Regions from separate parts of the Mus musculus genome. Here all the other regions are linked to region 1. The links are chromatin loops, found by intact Hi-C in ENCODE. Cell type or tissue: left cerebral cortex. All regions are shown on one strand. Region 1 overlaps Fer1l6 (fer-1-like 6 (C. elegans)). Region 2 has its middle 11 kb from the start of Fer1l6. Region 3 has its middle 37 kb from the start of Fer1l6. Region 4 overlaps Fer1l6 (fer-1-like 6 (C. elegans)).

What was found. A loop is a pair of places that touch in the nucleus more often than their neighbours do. Peaks named below come from ENCODE experiments on the same cell type or tissue, not always from the same donor. Only the 100,000 strongest peaks of a DNase experiment are listed, where the experiment ranks them.
Region 2: a loop joins it to region 1, with 1.8 times the contacts of the local background. A loop is called at or near these places in 3 of 42 quality-filtered maps.
Region 3: a loop joins it to region 1, with 5 times the contacts of the local background. A loop is called at or near these places in 4 of 42 quality-filtered maps.
Region 4: it touches region 1 in a loop (2.5-fold over the local background); 4 of 42 quality-filtered maps call a loop at or near these places.

The regions. Positions count from the first base shown.
Region 1 is chr15:58,661,890-58,666,889 of GRCm38, forward strand. Fer1l6 (fer-1-like 6 (C. elegans)) reads left to right here. Exons shown (of 41, transcript NM_001370912.1): 41 at 819-3,198. The coding sequence ends at 1,005. Among named protein-coding and RNA genes, the nearest start is that of Gm36451, 67 kb to the left of the region's middle. In left cerebral cortex, a CTCF peak has its summit at 2,043; DNase peaks (open chromatin) are centred at 1,941 and 3,678; H3K27ac peaks cover 296 bases.
Region 2 is chr15:58,496,639-58,501,638 of GRCm38, forward strand. No RefSeq gene overlaps it. Among named protein-coding and RNA genes, the nearest start is that of Fer1l6, 11 kb to the right of the region's middle. In left cerebral cortex, no CTCF peak of the experiment used is centred here; DNase peaks (open chromatin) are centred at 2,711 and 2,998.
Region 3 is chr15:58,470,588-58,475,587 of GRCm38, forward strand. No RefSeq gene overlaps it. Among named protein-coding and RNA genes, the nearest start is that of Fer1l6, 37 kb to the right of the region's middle. In left cerebral cortex, a CTCF peak has its summit at 1,911; a DNase peak (open chromatin) is centred at 2,069; H3K4me3 peaks cover 461 bases; H3K27ac peaks cover 618 bases.
Region 4 is chr15:58,582,656-58,587,655 of GRCm38, forward strand. It overlaps Fer1l6 (fer-1-like 6 (C. elegans)), which reads left to right. Exons shown (of 41, transcript NM_001370912.1): 18 at 677-829. Among named protein-coding and RNA genes, the nearest start is that of Gm36451, 12 kb to the right of the region's middle. In left cerebral cortex, no CTCF peak of the experiment used is centred here; DNase peaks (open chromatin) are centred at 776, 2,742 and 3,115.

The sequences.
Region 1 (5,000 bases):
GGCATTTTTTTTTTGTCTTGTATATTACAGATTCTAATTTTGTGTTTTTACGGATGTTTTGTGTCTTTCTGTGCCTTACTTCTTTGTTTGTTGGTTGGTTTTGATTCCAGGTTTGGGTTGACTTTTTTGGTTGTTTGTTTGTTTGTTTGTTTTGTTTCTGTTTGTTTTTTCTGTTTGTTTTCTAAATAGAGAGGAAGAAAGGACATGGAGTTGGGTGGGGGGGAGGTGAAGAGGATCTGGGAGGAGTTGGGGGAGGGGAAACTGTGATCACAATATATTGCACGAAAAATCCTTTCAATTAAAAAATAAATAAAAATTTAAAAAATATGTATATTTTGGAGGGCACAAAAGAAACGTGAAGCCTAGACTCTGACTGCCAGCAGCTTTTCACTTATTTAGGACACATAGCACAGAGACTCATAAAGTAGTTAGAGGAAGAGAAGCCAACTATGCTGTGCTCAGAAAGAGGGTCAGTCAAGGTGAGGCAGGAATTTAGGGCAAGTGCTCCTCATGGACCATCAAGACATGCAGAAGGTGGGCTTGATCTGGTCACAGGACAGATGGAGGGATGGGGGGTGTGGGCTTCAGGGTGGGTTCTAACGGGCTCTGGTTCTAATCAGAGCACCTTTTAACACCATGCAAGAGTCATTACAGACTACTTAGTGAGAGGTCCCACTTCTGTTGCTCTCAGGGGAATATTCCCCTGCTCCCCGCTACTCTCAGACCCCTCCTATGGGTCCCCAGGAAGACAGAAGTGATTCCTGGCAGTTTGACTCCTGGATATTGACCGTGACCCCCTTCCCTGATTCCTTCCCTAGCCGCCCAGACACCTCCTTCTCGTGGTTTGTGAGCCCCTTCAAGTGCCTGTACCACCTCATCTGGAAGAACTACAAGAAGTACATCATCATCGCCTTCATCCTGATCATCCTCATCGTCTTCCTGGTCCTCTTCATCTACACCCTGCCAGGCGCCATCAGCCGGAGGATCGTCGTGGGTGGCTCGTAGGACACAGATCTTTTTTTCATGATTGCTCCCCTCTGTTCTATACAGGGCCCTCTAAGATCATGTGCTGCGAGAGGTACTGTGCTGAATCTAAAGGGATAGACTCCTAGGACCCAATAGCCTTCCTGTGTCTTGGGATGACAAATCAGGTCTTCTCCAGGAAAGACTGGACTCTGGCAGTCTTTCGCTGCCCCAATGCCTGCTACCATCTTTTAAACCCCTAAATCCCAAGTCTGATTTTTGCCCACAAGTAATCTGAATGAGTCTTTCACTCCAGGCTAATGAACAGTGACCTCAAATTGACCTCAGCGAGCCTTTTCTTCATGTAATAGATTCTATTTTTAAAAGATTAAACTCTGGGTCTGAGATTTTATTAGAAGCACTGCATTTCAAACCAAATGTCTTAGTAAATGGACTCAAAGCATTTAGTAAATTACTAGCTATTTAACATGTCCCCCAAATTGCTTGATTTAGTCTTCAGGGTTTTAGGACATAGCCACTTTCAGGCTGTCAAACTGGCTTAGCAAAATATGTGTTTAAATCATGTAAAATAGTTCATTGTTGAAATTCCCCTATAGCAGTGGTTCTAATTCCATGGCAGTAGCAAAATTACAGTTATGAAGCAGCAACAGAAATAATTTTATGGTTGAGGGTCCCCACAACATGATGAACAGTATTAAAGGGTGGCAGCATTAGGAAAGTTGAGAACCACGGCCCTATAGAGACAAAAATACAGCCAGGTTACCTTCAAAGTCAACCACACATGTGTCCTAGCAGTAGTGAGCTATGAGAAGTTCACTCTAATTTGCTCTGTGGAAGTTTCCAAATGGAGGTTGCAATTTGTCATAAGACATATGAACTATAATTACGTGTGTGTGGGAAGTCAGAGCAAGCTCCCTGCCACCCAGTGGGAATTCTCATCTGCTAGATCCACAGCCTCCCACCAAGTGTCATTGTCCCCACTGGTCACATGACTGTGATATGAATGCCCAGCGCTGCCTCTGCCCATCCCTTACCCGCCCAGCAGGTGAGCCAGGTTCTAGTGTGAGTCTCAAGTACAGAGTGGAAAAACCAGTCTGAGAAGCGATAGCGTATTCACCTGACAGATGGCACCAGTGCCTCGAAAGGAAACTTCTGGGCTCCACAGCACAGTCCCTAGATTCTGTCCTATCTGGGGTGGAGATTGAACTGGGGGCCTCCTTTCACAGACACAGTAAGGAAATCAAAGAACCGGGATGTTTGTCCCCACAAACCTTTCTTCTTCTGTCATAAAGGGCCATTTAGTGGTACTGGGGAAACTGAGTTGGGTTCCTTTCCTGATACTAAAAGCATCAAGACTCTGACTTTTATTTTTCCTGATTTTTTAAAGTTGGGATCTGTTATAGTCTGCATGGATCTTAAACTTCTTACAGTCAAGAATAACTGTGATTCCTGATCCTCTCTGCCACTGTTTCCTAAATATTAGGATTATGGTCCTATTCTACCATGCTTGGCTTCTTAGATGGATTTTAATACTATCGCATAGCTTTTCTAGAGGCAAAAGTGCTTACATCTCCATAGAAAATCATTCTAGAATGTTCCTGGTCCATCACAAAACAGAAACACAAACTTGTAGCACTGATATTCAAACCCAGACCCAGAGCCTGGTACATGCGGGGCAAGCACTTCACCATTGATTTACAGACCCTCGGTCTCAAAAGATTGATTTTAGACTTAAGCACTGTTCAGTCAGTGCTGTCTCTGAATGCTCCGGCTCTGGCAATTATACCATCATGTTTTCCTGAAGTGCTGAGAAATAGAAGCTACCTGGGTAGTGTTTCCTAATGCGAACAGCTGTGTAGGTGGTACCATTCTCACGATGTGGTAATGTGCATTGTGGTACCATTCTCACGGTGTGGTAATGTGCATACCCCATCCTTAATGAGTAGGTCAGAGTGCTTAATATCACCAGGCACGTGTACTAAATTCACTATAGGTATATGTGTATGTACTAGAAAACTATGTACAGCATACTGTAGATACAAATATATATACAATGAAGGAAGAATGTCTAGAGAAATGTACCCACATGAACAATGATTATCCAAGCAGTATAATTTTTCCTTTGCCTTCTTATTTTTCTATTTTTCCTAAAACCTCCTTAATAAACATGTTGTATTTTAATGTAAAAAGTTAATAAACATAAACTTACCTCTGTTCACTTAAAAATATTTATTGTCTCCCTATAAGCTGGACAATTGGAGATGCAGCAGGGCTAATACGTGTGGCCAGACTACCACAGGATTTGAATCCTAGAAGTTGCCCCCAAATTACTGTTCTATCTTCAAATAATGGTTCTTCCAAGAAAGGCACTGAACAGCGAACGCGCTTCACAAGTGCATACATTTCTGGTGTTGTTGGAAAGAGGCGTGCTATTTTTAAATAAATGTAAATGTATGGGCAGGTGTTTTCTAGTGAATTCTGAAAGGTAAACTCTTGACAGAACAATACAAATTGTTGAAACACCTAATAGAAGCAAGCAAGAAAATTATCTGGACATCCTTCTAAGTCAAATAGAGTCCAGCAACTTCCCCTCGGTATCCAAAGATGTCCAGATGCCAAAAAGCCTGGCGGCAGAAGCCTGAGGAAGAGTTTAGAAATGTGTGAGATGGAGTTGGTAAGCAAGGATAATTTTGGCATCAGCCATGTCTGGTGTTCTATACATAGGATATCACATATGGCCTGTCCTACAAAGAAAAATTAAACAAAATAATGTTCTGCCTAATTATGCAGCCCCAGTACTAAAGAGAGTCACAGGTTTTTTTAAAAAAAGAATACCCATTTCCCAAGTTGTCATGAGCCCCCACCTTTCTCTCTTTCTTCTAGCTTAAATCCATTTCAGAATGCATTTTATCTCATTAAATAACATGTAAATTCCCTCACCCCCAAACAGTGCTGGAAAACTTAGTCCCAGGGAAAAACACAAACTCGCTACAGGACTGGATACCTAATGTGACATCACACCCTGAAATCATTTGATAGTCTGCTCTTCTCTTCTGCTGTAAACACCCTGGCCAAAGAGAAACCATTTTGTTTACCTTTTAAAATTGGTATACACAGTGAGTGTATGTGTGTGTACATGTTTGTGTATGTGGTCATATATGTGCAGGTGCATGTAATTGTGTGTGTGGCCATGTACATGCAGGTGCATGTGTGGAGAGCCATGCCGCGAGCAATCTTGTGGGTGCTGCCAGTAATCGCTGTGGAGAGCCGTGCCGCGAGCAATCGCCATTATAAGATGGTGCTGGCCTCCGCTGTGCCTAACTAGTAAACAAGCCTTGTACGCAGGTTCGAGAGTGAACTCACTCCTAGTCACTCCCATTCTCGGAGTGTAATAGTGGGGTGATGGGCAAGCAACGAATCAGGAGCTGTCACGCCATATCAGGTGCTGAAACGTCACGCTGTGGGCTATAAAAGCGGTGCCATTTTCCCGGTTCGGGGTCTTCCTGAAGAAGTAAGCAATAAAGCTTTTGCCACGGAAGATTCCAGTTTGTTGCGTCTTTCTTGCCGGTCGAGTGGGACGCAATATGCATGTAATTGAATGTGTGCACATGAGTATGTATGCATGCACACATATATAAGAGGTCTTACTTTATCAATTCCCATCTTTGTCTTTTGGGACACAGGTCTCTTTCTGAACCCAAAAGTTCACCAATTCAGTTAGGATGGCTAGTCAGTGAATAAGCTCTGGAAATCTACCTGTCTCTGTTTCCCCCCAAAACTAAAGATATACACCATTGTACCTTGCATTTACATTGGTGATGGGGATCCAATTCCCCAGCCCAGAGAAAAGATATTTTAGAGAGAGACACCTGTGCTCTCAGACTATTCAAACAATGATCCCCAACGAGCTGGAACTTCTCCAGGAATCTCCACCTGGGGCAAGGAGAAAACTGAAGCCTGGTGCCAAGTCAGAGTAAGATCTTGCTTATCAGCAAGAAACATCACAGCTTGTCAGA
Region 2 (5,000 bases), 170 kb before region 1:
GAAATTCACTTTTCGTTGCAGCCCAAAGCCTCTGACCTACCCGCCGTCTCTCAGTCAGCTACCACCCTCTGTGGCAGTGCTTCTGTCACCAGGACTGAGCTTGCTCTGTGCCAGGCATGGGCAAGAGCCATGCATCAGGAGCCCTGTCAGCCTTGCTGAGCAATCTTCACCAACAGAACTTAGCCTCAGAATAAACGAGTTAGCAAGTTACATGGAGTGGCACCTGGTGCAGAATAAGAACTGTATGCATGGTTAAATATAATATTTTTAGAGGCATCATCCAAGTATTATTTTATTTTATTTTTTAGTATTTAGGTTTTTTGTTGTTGTTGTTGTTGTTGTTTGTTGTTGTTGTTGTTGTTTTTTTGAAACAGAATCTCCCTGTGTAGCCCTGCTGGCCTGGAACTTGCTATATAGACCTCAAACTTACAGCAATCCCCTGCCTCTTGGATTAGAGGCAGGTGCCATGATCATCATCACCTTTTATTCTCTATACATCTAAAAATTTTTTGATTGGCACATTAAATATGTTTTAGTTTAAGTTCATATTGGGTAGAACTCAACTCAGGGCAATTGGCTTTTATCACTTTTATCACTTTTATCACTTTTATCACTTTTATCACTTAGACTTTTATCACTTTTATGATAACTACTGTTTTAAGATATAAAATACATTATTATTATTAACTATATTCAACTTACTGTGCTATAGACACTAATATTTTCTCCAAAACATTATACACAAACTTTGAATTTTGCTTGTGTTTATTTAAAATGAAGCTGGGTCTAAAGGAAAACCCCTTTTGTGGTGCTAGTCTTTTTTACTGTAGGAGAAGATGATTACAAATAAAAACCCTGCCGGGCAGTGGTGACACACACCTTTAATCCCAGCACCTGGGAGGCAGAGGCAGGCAGATTTCGGAGTTCGAGACCAGCCTGGTCTACAGAGTGAGTTCCAGGATAGCCAGGGCGACACAGAGAAACCCTGTTTCAAAAAACCAACCAACCAACCAACCAACCAACCAACCAACCAACCAACCAAAAACAAATAAAAACCCTGAGAACAAAGCAATGTTACTAAATCACAGGCATATTCTGCGGCCCATGAGATACTCTAACCCTAGGTACCCTTCTTGGCTGAAAAGCGAAATTAGTAAACATCTGAAATTAAACTATACTAGTGCCCTGTGAAGCGCCCTGTGGCGTGATTACTAGGTTGGAAGGGGCTGGAGAAAGGGCCCTGAGATAATTCATTTCATTTATGAATCAGTCTTGAGAGAAAAAGGATGCGCTCCTGCTGGCTCTGCTCATTGAGCAACTCTGGTTAGTAAGACACGCAGAGTCCGGAGCCACAGAGGAACGTTATGATTTCTGTGCAGACAAGGAGAAATTAGGCGCGCAGGGCAAACGCAATGTCCAGGAAGGCGGCGGGCAACAGTGTAGGAGGGAGCAGGTAGGACATCGCGTGGCATGGTCCCAGAAGGTCACACATGGATGAATCCGATCGGGATGAAGGAGAGCAAGAGGGCTCTGGGCTGTGGAGGAGTGCGTGCTCACCTTCACTGCTGTTCATGCTCAGCAGAAATTCCGGTTCTTCGAGATAAAAGCACCAAGCTCCTGCCTCCTCACTGTGGTTCCTACTGCCGAGCCTGATGAGGCTGAGTTTGATTCCTAGATGCCACACGAGGGGAGAAGAGAACTGACCCCCGTAAGCTGTGCACCCCCACACAGGGACACGTGGACACAAAATAAGTAAATCAAAATGTACTGAAGAAGGCTTGAAAGTCACAAGCTGAGCTACTTCTTGGCAAAATATGTCTTGACCAATTTGCCTTCATAATGACAATAGCGAATAAGTAAGACGAGCATTTTTATAGACGGGGCACAGTGTCGAGAGTGGTTGAACTTGCCAGCCTGGCACCATTTCCATAAGCAACTGGCAATGGTAAGACTATATATTCACAGCAGACTATTTATTTACTCAATAGTGTTTGTAGTTCTTGATTTCTCTGCGGCAGAATTACTAATGCAATTGAAAGCAGATTTTTTTCACATAATTTATATTACATTGACAAGAAGGCAGGAGGTGGCAGAGTTGTAAAGGCCAGGCAATAAATATTTTAAGCTTTATGGACCTTTTTATATCTCTGTTGCAAGTATTCAACTCTGCTGCAGAAACAGAAGAGAGCTCTAGACAGAGTGTGAGAAAATCATTTGAATCAATTCCAGTATAATCTTATTTACAAAAGCAAGAAAGAAGCTGCATTGTTCTGCATGTTGTATCTCATATATGTGAATATATATGAAGGATTGAAAAATAGAATATGACATATTCAGATACTGATATTTAAATATATCTCAATAGAACCACAATCTAAAGCCAGTCTAGAAGTGTCGAATCTATTTTTTACATATCTGATAGGTTTTATTATAGAATTATTTAAAGCAGTTTAATTAGAACACAGTTATAAGAACACAACCATTCAGATTTTAAGTAAAAAGGAACTAAAAGCTAAAAAAACCATTAAATTTAGCTTTTGAATGTGTGATTTTGTCAAATCACACATTCATATAAAAGGGAGAGATTATTCGTGGGGTAAGGAAGAGCTCTGTTAAAGAGGGAGGCCGTGGGCAGGTAAAGAACAAACACGGACATGTACTATGGAGATGTCACAGTTAAACTTGTTATTTCCTGTGTTATCTAAAATATGAATAGAAGAAAGTTGTCAAGAAGCTTAGCACCTGCTGCCCTACTAACTGCCTACAAAAATAAGCATACTAAGTCCACCAGGTGTGTGAAGTGCCTGTTGACCTATATACCAGGCAAAGGGTGCTATGGAGCGCTTCAGTATTGTAGAGTGTTGTTCTCTATGAGCCATTGCTTCTGTTGGTAATGCTGAGCTAATTCTCGATACCCCTGGGATGGCAAAATGCAGAACAAAATGAATGAAGACAGTCATTCCGGACACTGCTGGGAAATGAAGCTTAGTTATGCAAGAATCCTATGTTCTCCAAGAGGAGAGATCTGACAACTTAATGAACCTCGCTTTTTTCCTCCCTAAGCATTTCTGCCACTCAGATCCACCACACACTCCAAAGCAGTGGCCTATTTAGCTCCAGCTTCACACACCACCAGTGGCTGCACAGCAAAGCCAGCCTTGAGCCCTCATCCCTGACTGTGGTGTGGAAAGGTGGGTCCTGGGTAAGCAGTTGCTTATGCCACAGAGAGACATGGGTGGCGTTTTCCTGTAGCAAGAGGAAAATCAAAGTCTACTGCTGAAAGAAACATGGAGTGGGGCAACCCGTTCCCGAACCATGCAGGATCCTTGGGACCTTGGTGACTATTGCACACAAACGAGGTGTGTGGAGGTGGCAAGTTTCCACCTACTCTAAGCACTGAGCAGAAGGTAGACATAAAATTCAGGATGGCCAGGATAGATGCCTTTCATTGGCTCATGCAGAGTCTAAATGGCCTCTAAGCCCAGAGGGGCATGCAGATAGGGCTCGGGCGGAGGGGCGTGCTCTAGCTAGTTTCCATGGTTCACAAAAGCCAACGTTAAACATTTAAGGAAGCTTGTGAACATACAGTTAAATCACTCGAAACTTAAAATCTGATACAGTGGGAATATTTACACAATGGAAATTGGCAAACATCCTCTTAATTCTTAAGAACTGTTATTTTGTTGGTTTTCCTCCACAGCTGGCTACTGGAACATCTTGAAAGACATAGTTACTTCTGCATATGTATCAGAAGATGGTCTAGTCAGCCATCAGTGGAAAGAGAGGCCCATTGGTCTTACAAACTTTATATGCCTCAGTACAGGGGAACGCCAGGGCCAAGAAGTGGGAGTGTGGGGGGGGGGAGTGGGGGGAGAGGGTATGGGGGACTTTTGGGATAGCATTGGAAATGTAAATGAAGAAAATACCTACTTTAAAAAACATGTTAAAAAAAAAGAACTCAAGACAGAGTTGGTCTAACTGCTGAATTTCATCTTAGCTAGGATTCATGATCATATTCAATTTTTCTTACAGCAGGAGTATACAGATTCTGGAAGAAGTTTGCTAGAGTTAGTCTCCCAGTTATGTGTGTAGACAGACCTGGTACTTCTGACCTGTGTGACCTTCAACTAAGCACTGGACCTTTCTAAGTCCATGAAACACAAGATCTAATAGTAGTTCTGTTGCATGAGAATGATGATAACTAAACTGTAGAAATAGCTGGTTAACAGACATGTTGTGCGTGCTGCATGTGGTGACGCTCATACAAAGATTAGCATGTTTCTCCAGCAATCTTTTACATACATAACACAATTGTGGTAATTTTTTTCTTTGTACATAACTAAAAACAGAAGAGCCTTGGGCTTAAACAATGAAAACAACTCCTACTACAGGAAATGATTAAGAGCTTCCCAGGAAGGTGATGCCAATGGTCCAGAGTTAGCCTCAAATGTAAGGGTTCAATTCCCAGCACCCAAAGTAATTAAATAAATAAATCTCCATTTTATAATCAGGGACTGAAATATGTGGTTGTATCGACTCTGGGAAAACTCATAAAGCTACATAATTATACTTTTTTCATTTATAAAGCTTACTTTCCTACACATATTAGGATTCAATAAAATAGTACACTGAAAGTTAAGAATTTTGCATGGTTGATAAGGTCTGTGGGAATGTGGAAAATTTCGAGTCAGAAAAGAGACAGAAACCAAGAAGAATAAAGCGGCCAGAACTCAGGCAGGGTCATGTCACAGGGACAGTGAGGGGAGGTCTCCTGTTGTTGTGCTCAGTTACACTGCCCTTGCTGCTGGCCCTGGTTACTGATGCTGAATATCTCTGCAGTCCCCAGACCCAATCACAGGATGAATTATATCTCTGTATATCACAAGCTTCAGATTCAAGGCCTTGGGCAAATATGCCCAGTTGACCAGTCCTTGGTGAGTTGGTTAAAAAAAAAAAGCATTTGATATTTTTAGGATCTGTTTTAGAAGATGGACTCTACC
Region 3 (5,000 bases), 190 kb before region 1:
GACAGAAGCCCAGCGAACTCAGGATGATGTCCTCGGGTGGCCGCAGGTCATCTGGGCTCCAGTCTCTGCAGGAAGCGTCTGTGGAATCTGCTCATGATAAATGGGGGGAAAGCGAACTGTATGCAAAACCGAACGACCTCCCGAATGGCGGGCAGGGCCCCCTCTGGAGCGAGCAGCAGTGCATTCCCTGCACAGCACCGTTGCCTGGCACAGGAAATAAATGCTGCGGAAGAGGATTTTATGGTTTTACAGAGCTGCTGGTATCCATTTAATATGTTGGTTGAAAAACTGTCGGAGGATTGTCGGCACGAGGATTCCATGTCCACGTGTTTCAGGAACATCATCGTAAGACAAACATTAAGTAAATCGCATAAGAGCAAAAATCCCATCTATATTAACATCAAGAATCTCAGCGTCTTCTCCATTGAGAAGGGATACGGACACAGCTTGAGTGTGCCAAGCTGTGAGCTCACGAAAGCTTGAGGTGGGAGTAGGAAGGACAGCTTAGAGAAGGGAAGAGCACACGGAAGACCTATGATGAGACAGCACTGTGAGGAAGTGGGTCACCACGGCAGGTGCAGCCTTGGCTTCAGTTCAATTGAACACCACACGTTCAATGAGACGTTATTATGGAATGTAAGCACAAATCCTGCCTGGCACATAGTAGATGTTTCACACTCACGGGTGAATGAATGGATGCCTACAGGAAGTTGGTGAGGAGTGCTATTGGAGGACCTGTTTGACTTCACAAAGCCACTGACCAGTGAGGACTTGGTGACATTGGAACAATTACTAAGGTGACAAAATGAGAGTAAATGATGATTTGGATACAAAAAATTCTAAGTAGCTGTGGGTGCTGGGGTGAAGGTAGTGGATACAGTATGTGTATTAGTCTGTTAGTGCTGTCATAACAAAAGAGCTCAGACTTCATAGCCTAAACAACATGGTGATGAGACTGGCTCTCTTCCTGGCTTATAGAGGGCTATGTTATTACTACATCTGCACAGGACTGTTGAGATAGACATAGAGATAGATAGATAGATAGATGATAGATAGATAGATAGAGATAGAGATAGATAGAGGATAGATAGTTAGATAGAGGATAGATAGATAGGCAATATAGGTAAATAGGTATATTAGATGATTGATAGATAAATGAAAGTTAGATAATAGATAAATGGGTGATAGATCAGTAGATAGATGTATTATAGATGGTAGATAAGTAATAGGTGGTAGAAAGATAGTAGATGACAGATAAAGATAAAAGATAGATAATGGATGGATGGTATCCAGACAGATAGACATGATAGATGATCTAGATAGATATATGATGGATATATAGATGATAGATAGATAATTGATGGGTAGATGATAGATAATCTGTCTATCTATAGATATATGGTACATATATGACAGATGAGAATCTGCTTCCTCCTCTGCTAAGGAGGGACATCACCCCGTCACTTTGGTCTAACTGTGATTATCTACCTCCTCAAAAGCTGTGTCTCCAATAGTCACTTTGAACATCAGGACTACGTTATGGGAGGTATTTCCCTTTACTGGGTGCTTTGCCACATTTCATTAGAAAACCAGATTCCTTTCTGTATTTCCCATTCCCAAATGCTAGGAGTAGTAGCTTTGGGTGCTTATGTGTCAACCTCTAGTCAGTACAAAGGGCAGCAGGTTTGGTTTTTGTTTGTTTGTTTGTTTTGTTTTGTTTTTAGAACCACATTATATCCTAGTAAATTGAGCAAAATGAGCAGAATTAACAAAAAAAAAACCCAAATATCTTTTAGGATTGTAAAAGTAATTGCAGATAACTCGAAAGACACAGAAGCATAAAGCTGCCAAGAGAAATCCCCCTTCAGTCCAGAACCCAGAGCCCATCCCTGTGTGTTGTGTGTTAATGGAGTCGTGTGTCTGTTGTCTGCAGCAGCCTCTAGGGGGCCTCTGAGCCCTATCCTAGTTCCGGTCTCTAGCCCTGGACAGCAATCTTGCAAAGCTTGCAGTTTCCCCACTTCAACAAAGGCTTTGCAGAAACCATTAATCAGCTGGGTGTGCAGAACTTTTCCGAAGGAAGAGAGGAGTAACATGAAAGCCGGGTGCTTTGAGGTTGCAGCCAAAGGAGGCTTAACCTTTGGTACCATTGAAAAATGTCTCCATCTTTAGTTCTCGCAGTGACAGAATGCATGAAATCACCTTGGACACTGTCCCGTTCAATGTCTTGCAGGCTTTTTGCAGTAAACAGTAGCCTGTCTGCTTGACAATGTAACACCCATCAGCTGCTTCCTTATATAAACGAAGCTTAAAAATGAAAACAAGAAAGAGATTTCTTTTTTAGCTATGTAAATCAGAATGTTCCCAAACCTAAAATTACAGCCATTTTCTAGCTAGAATTAACAACACCAGGCACCAACTCACCAGTCAATCATGGTGCCAATCAGTCTTGAGTAGAAGACATTGCTTTTGAAGTGGGGAGGGCTAGCAATGGCAGGAAAGGGACAATTAACCTTCCAGTGTGTGGCAGCCTCTGTGCATTCATTTGGTCCCAAACCCCCATCATCAGCCGGAGGCTCAGAAAACCTGGCAGAGCTTGCCAAACATTCACTATCTCAGGTCCAACTGAGCAGCCATCCTCCGTTCCACATTTATGCAGCGCCTTTGTGGAAACACATTCAACACAACTGGCCGTTTAGGAAGCACAAATGAAACCCATTAGGAAAGGGCACTACACACTTTTTAGAACGCTCACAAACAAAATTAGAGACAACGCTAAATGCTGGAAAGGACGAAAAACAACCATTCCAATGTTACTGGTAGAAATTTAGGACAGCCACTTTGGAAAGGTGAGTTTGCCAAAACTAAAGACACGGTTAACCTGTGACCCAGCACTGGCAGCCCTGGGCGTTTATTCTGGGGAAATGAAAGGTTACGCTCACACAAAACCTTCACACAATTATCTACTGCAGCTGCGATGGCTAGTTTTAATTGTAAATTGGGCACAACATAGGGTCACTTTGAAAGAGAGCCCTAGTGAAGAACTGTCCACATCATATTGTGTCTGTGGATGTCACAGTTAGATTCTGTTGACACACCTGGGTGTAGGGGACTTCACTTGCAGAATTGCTTCCATTGGCTTGACCGGTAGCCATGGATATGTAGCTTTTTTTTTTTTTTTTTTGACTTTAGATTGATGGGCAAAGATCCAGACCACTGTAGGCAGTACAATCCTTAGACGGGGGGCCTAAACCGTATAAGAGCATATATGATTTTGGATGTATAAAATGAGGGAACTAGAATGAGAGGATCAAATCAGGAGTGGGAGAGAATTGGGGGGGTGGGTGGCTAGGGAAGGAATATGAGGGAGGATCAGTTACAACCAAGGGCCATCTGAGGAGTGATATGGAAACCTAATACAGTACAAGTGTCCTCTAATGTACATATATGAAGATGATTTAAATGAAATCAACAATTAACAGGAAAAACAGAGCCCTAACTGGACATCTCTCGTTGCTAAATGAAGCTCACACTACCAGGAGTGGGTTACATGTAAATGGACCTATTGGCCAAGGAGTCCCATGGGAACCCCCAAAGGACCCAGGCTATTGTCAAGACTATTGGAAGCTCTTCATATATATGCAGTAGGGCTCTGTTGCTGAAGACAACACCTACACAGCCTGTCAGTCATGGGGATGTTGAAGTGGTGCCTACCTAGAGCTTCCAGCCCTATAGACTGGTGTTCATGGTACTGGAAGGCACTGTGCCTGCCCCTAAAGGAGAAGCATAAACCCTAAGCCAGCTACAAATTGTTTAATCTACAAGAATGACCTGCCCGCAAGACACACTAATGCAACAGTGGCACAAAGCTTATGGGAGTAACCAACCAATGGCCCACTCCATGAGATTGGAACCCATCTGCTCGAGTAGCCAAGAACCTGAGGCTAGATATCCCAAGGACCTAGGGGGCAACCAAATACTACTGCTCTGCTAAAGGAATGTAGCGATAAAATGATTCCCTAGAACACTCTGCTATACTAGATCCGTGCCTCGCTCAGCCATCATCAGAGAAGATTCCTCTTGTTACATAGAGATGGGAACAAACGCAGAGACCCACAGCCAGACAATATGCAGAGGGTGAGAGACCTTGGGACACTCAGCTCTAATCTCTCCCTCAGGGCTTAGGGAACTCTTCAGGAAAAGGAGGCAGATGAATTCAAGAACTAGAAAGCATGGGAGATACCAAGGAATCAAGGCCTTCTAGACTCAACAGGGCTGGCACACATGAACTTGCAGAGACTGAGGCAGCATGCACAGGGCCTGCAGGGGTCTGACCATGGGGTTCTAGAGCTGAAAGGAGAAATGAATACAACCCATCCCTAACCCAGAAGCGAGTTCCAGGACAACCAAAGCTACACAATGAGACCTTGTCATGAAAACAGACAAGCAAATAATAATCCAATAAATAAAATATTAAGGGCTGGTGAGATGGCTCAGTGGGTAAGAGCACCCGACTGCTCTTCCGAAGGTCCGGAGTTCAAATCCCAGCAACCACATGGTGGCTCACAACCACCTGTAATGAGATCTGACTCTCTCTTCTGGAGTGTCGGAAGACAGCTACAGTGTACTTACATATAATAAAAAAAAAAAAGAATAAAATATTAAAAGTTTAAAATTTTAAATTCTAAAACTCGGCAAGAGTGACAGAATGTGGGTTTCTTTTAGGAGGGGAAGCAGGTTGTGTGGGGACATATATAGGACATATATAGGGTGACAATCTCACATCAGGGTTTAGGTCACAGCCCAAGGCAAGGATGCGCCATGGTTTTCAGTGGCTCAGGTATTGCACCTGTGTCTGTCTTCCCTTACAGTCTTGCAGCTATTACCAGATCTGGCTGGCAGTCTGGGAAGGGAGAGGGAATATGGAGAAAGCTTGCCCACCCTTAGCTTTCTTAGCTAGCATCAGCATCCGTCCTGCTCATTTTTAATAGCACCAGGACTTC
Region 4 (5,000 bases), 79 kb before region 1:
CCTTTCAGTACCAAATCCAAATGAGAGGGGAGAGAGAGCAGCGCAGAGCATCCACCTCCAGATAAAAGCGCTCTGCCTCCTATTTTGATGGTTATATTGGTTCAGTACATTTCAAACGCAAAATAACGAAACAGTCCACAGGGACACCTGCATTTCCTTACGGAATAGCTCAATTTCTAAATTTCTCTAAAATTTCATAGAGTTGTTCCAAATGGCTGAAATGGAAGTCGGCTCTTGGGCACAGGTCCTCTAGATTTGTTTTCTCTTTCCTAAAAATGACTGGGGTATGATTCAAAGGTATGAGTGCACTTAAAAAAAAAAAGAACTTTCTGGAATGATACATGGTTCTGAAGAAATCTAACCCTTTGAAGCTAAGTCAATATCTATCATTGGAATATCAACAGAAATCTGTAGAAAAGCATTCACTTGGCATATCATGCAAGGCCACCAAAGATACGCCAACACAGGCCCAGCAAGCTCAGGCAAACCCATGTCTTCCTACCTCACAACTAAGATGCTGTCTTCTTAAGGGAGAAGCACTTCACTGGCTTATTTGTACAGATGATTAAACGCCTACATTGTTTAATGCAGACTAAGGGTTCTGTGGGGATAGGTAAGCCCTAGAGGTACATCTACTAACTACCAATCTATGCCACCGTGTCCTTCCCCAATCCAGCCACAGCACACGATCCCAGACGTCTTCATTTGGATGCTCAGCAACAACAAGAGAGTAGCATACGCCAGAATTGCTGCCAAAGACCTGCTTTACTCTCCCATAGAGGAGCAGATGGGCAAGCATTGTGGGAAGATCAAAACCCACTTTCTCAAGGTAAGTCTGCCTGAGACCAAAAGGAGACCCATTTCTTTTTATCCCGAGTGGCTTAGAATTTTTAGAGTGTGTTCATGTCTGGAAACCTTTCCAGTGTTTTTCAAAAACAGAGGGCAGCTAGGAGACCGTAGGCTTCTTGATCTAAATTCCAATTGAGTGGTTTCTTCTAGCATTCCAATTATTATGTCTTCATATTTTTTTCAATCTGAATGACCAACCTGCTAGCTCAGATTTTTACTCCTTCGATTATTAGTGAGACTGGAAATTATCCCTATTGGTTCCTCCTGTCACTTTTTTCCCCATATGATTTTCCCAAAGCATCTTTCATAGGAGTTAACATATATTGTTAGATGAACTCCATTCATCCATGCAGTTAATATGTTTAAAAATCTCAAGCCTGCCCTGGTTGTACAGATCTTTAATTGGAAATACTTGGGAATCTGAGGCATTTCAAGATCAGCCTGGGCCACAGATGGAGTTCAAGTCCAGTATGAACAACTTAGTGAGATACTGACTTAATTTTTTCTTAAAAAAAGAAAGAAAGAAAGGAAGAGAGAGAGAGAGAGAGAGAGAGAGAGAGAGAGAGAGAGAGATGTAGTTCACTGGTAATGAGCTTGCCTAACACATGCAAGGCTCTAGGATCAAGCCACAGTGCGGAAAAGAAAGGAGGAAGGAAGGCAAGAAGGAAGGAGGAGGGAGGAAGAAAGGGAGGGAGGGATGGAGAGGAGGAGGGAAGGAAGGAGGTAGAAGAAGAAAGGACGTGTTCTTTTGATAAGAGCACGTCATATTAAATTTAGGGACCATCCTATTTCAGTCTAGTCATTTGACTAATTACATCTGCAGTGACTCCACTTCCAAATAGGGTAGCAATCTGATGACTGAAGATTAAGATCTAAAACAGATGACTCTGGGAGGAACATTATTCAATCCATAACAGAGTTCTGGGCAAATATTTACCGGCTGTGTGATCTTGGTGAGACTGCTTAATATTTTTCATACGTTTGAAGAAGTTTATTCTATTTTTCCTCCACTACATGGATATGCCTGTGAGGATTAAGTGAATAAACTCAAGCAAAGAACACATATTTGTGCCTTACGCCATCATCAGTCAGTAAATACCAGTGTTTAAGAAACTGTGGGTCCAGCACCTCTGAGAACTTGCTATCCCCTGCAGAGCCCTCTTCAGTTGTTTGTGGCTGTGGGGCTTAATCTGACTGGATTTAGAATTGACCTTGGGGCACAGTCCGGGTCTAACCATGAGTGTGCTTCCAGAAACCCTTAACCGATATGGGGAGACCCACCCTGAGAATGTGTGGCATCATCCCTTGGCCTGGGGTCTCAGACTGAATAAGAGGGAAGGACAGGAAAAGAGGCAAGCAACCACCGGCATTCATCTGCCTCTGCCTTCTTCCTGTGGACCTGATAGACAGCCACTTTGTCCTCACTCCCTCCCCCCACCCCCACACTTCCCCACCCCTAAACTTCCCCCACACCATGGTTGATGGTAGGCTCCCTTAAACCATGAGCCAAAATGAATCCTTTCTTGAAGTTGCCTTTGCTGGGAATTTGGCACATTGGCGAGAGAAGGAACTAACACAGTGACTTTGCTTATTTCTTTCTGTCCTGTCTGTAAAATAATTCTTAAACATCTGCTCCTATGAAACTATAAGTGAAAAAAGTCAATATATATATATATATATATATATATATATATATATATATATATATATATATAACCTAAGTCATTCATCCCAAATATCAGAGACTTTCTTTTACCTTCTCCATTCAAAGAGTGCTACAGAAACTAGAAAGGTTTGTCTTAAAAATAGCAAATCGTTTCCGGAGGGCCTGTGCTAAAAATACTAGAGAGTGGTATGAAGTTACTCTCTGCTAAATATTTTGGTGTATCCTGGCACCGTACAAAATTAGAACAAAGAGCTGCTGTCAAATCAAGCTAGGGAAAAGGTACCGCTAGATCGGAGAAATGCTTTTCCACAGGTATCCAGCATGCGCGTTATCTTTATCAATGTGTTTATGGCTTTCTTTATCTGCATTTTCCTGTTGCCACTGTGACTGCCCTGGATGATCACTCAGTCTCCTTGAATTCAGTCACCACCCGGGGAGGGAGCAAGCTTCTGGAAAGCGTGATTCAGCAAGACCGGTTCTGTTTCCCTTCTTGTTCTGACTGTCAACTCCCATTTCAACTCCCTCTCACCTGCCACTTCCTTTTATTCTCTACCCCACCCCCACTCCTTTCTGAAACCGTAAGTCTGAAAAATAAAAAAGCCAAGACGATAGGAGAAGGCCCAGTCTCATGATGAGTTCCTAGTGGAGAATTCAGAAGTGGAAATAAGAAGCACAGACTGTAGATTTTCTCTACGCCAGAAATTCTTCAAAGTTGATTCTGTGGCACAGCTGTCTGCTGGGTATGCACCCCCTAAACATTCAAAGACCTGTAGGAGGTTGTGGTTGTCACGCTGGAAAGTCATAGACTTTCCCGGTGCCCACGGATCAGAAAATGACAGCTAGATCTACAGCCAAGAATCACCCACAGTTTTGAAAATCATATTTGTTATTTATTGCCCCAGAGTATCTGTGTACAATTGAATTAGTCACTCTGCCTGTTGCCCTGTCAGAATGTGCCTTGCAGAAGCATCTCAGGGCATAAAGGATGTGCTTTGACTCACAGGTGAGGTGACACAGGTCTTCATGGTGGGGTGGGTGAAGGAATGGTCACTAGCCTGGGTCTGTGGCAACAAGAGCTTTTGCTAGAGGCTTCTTGTGTGTACAGGCCAAGAATCAGAGACAACGGGCCAAAACAAGAGAGATCATCTTCAAAGACCCTTCTGCTAGACTACAGACCCAAGGTTCTATAGCCTCCCCAAACAGTGCCACTGGCTGTGTCCAGGAAGGACATTTGACTTCCAAACTCTACCAGGGACTTTAACAGACCTTCTATCTGTTAGGTTCATTTTGGGAGGAGGAGGTAGATGAGGCATAGGGAAGGCTAAGATTTGAGCATTACATCTCCTGCAGAATTTGATGTCGGCTATCAGAGCTGTTTATGTACCTCTTCATTCTTGGCTGTTTGTTTGTTTGTTTGTTTTTATCTGCTCTCCATTCTGGTCTCAAAGGGTTGAATAAATCAAACCTGGATGTGTGAGTTGATTTTTTGGTTCTCACTATAAATTCACACACACACACACACACAAACACACACACACACACACACACACACACACACACACACACACACACACACACATTCACACTTACAAACATGCCCATATACACACAAGCACACTCACAAACACACATTCACACACACATGCATAAGCACATACACACATGTACACACACACACATGCACAAACACTCATAGTTTCTTCACTAGCAGTAGAAGGAATGATGTTTTCTATTGTTTTTCATTAAAGAAAAAGGAACTTTTAAAATAAATTTTAAGGGTGGAATGTAACATAGTATATTGTGAGCCATATAATTTAAATACCTAAAACTAAGGTCTGTAGGCTTAGCACCAACAGAAAAACATGTAGAAGCTCACATTCCACCCTGGAACTACAGAGTAAAAATCCACCAGATGCTGCCTCTATGTAGGTGCACAGACACACACAGCAATTGTGAGGATCAGAGTGGGCCTCTGCTCAGAGCTGAGTGTTCCTTGGTTCTAATCCCCTCTTGCTCTGTGACGTTAGATAATGGTGCGTCTATTTACCTGAAACTCATCTTCTTTCTTTCTAAAATACACTTATTGGAAGGGTTGCAGAACTATTGTGAGACTGAACAAAAGAGCGGCCTAGTACATCATGCTGAAGATAGAGTATTCTACAAGAAGAAACACTGGTCCAAGGCCTAGACCAGCGTAAGTTCTCAATCAGGGCCTAGACTGGCGTAGGTTCTCAATGAGTACCAAGCATCTTCATTCTTGGGAATCACCATATTTATTAAACAAATGTTTGCAACATTCTTCTGGTCCCAAGCAATTTTTTTTAAAGCCTTGGAAACATCACTGTGATGCACCAGACAAAACCCCTTGCCTTTGTGAACCGAAGTCCTGGGATGGCTACAAATAGCAGAAGAAATGCTGTCACCCTAACAAAATAACCCTCGGCTGACCCAGACTCATCCCTGCTCTCTTTCCTTCCATTCCGCT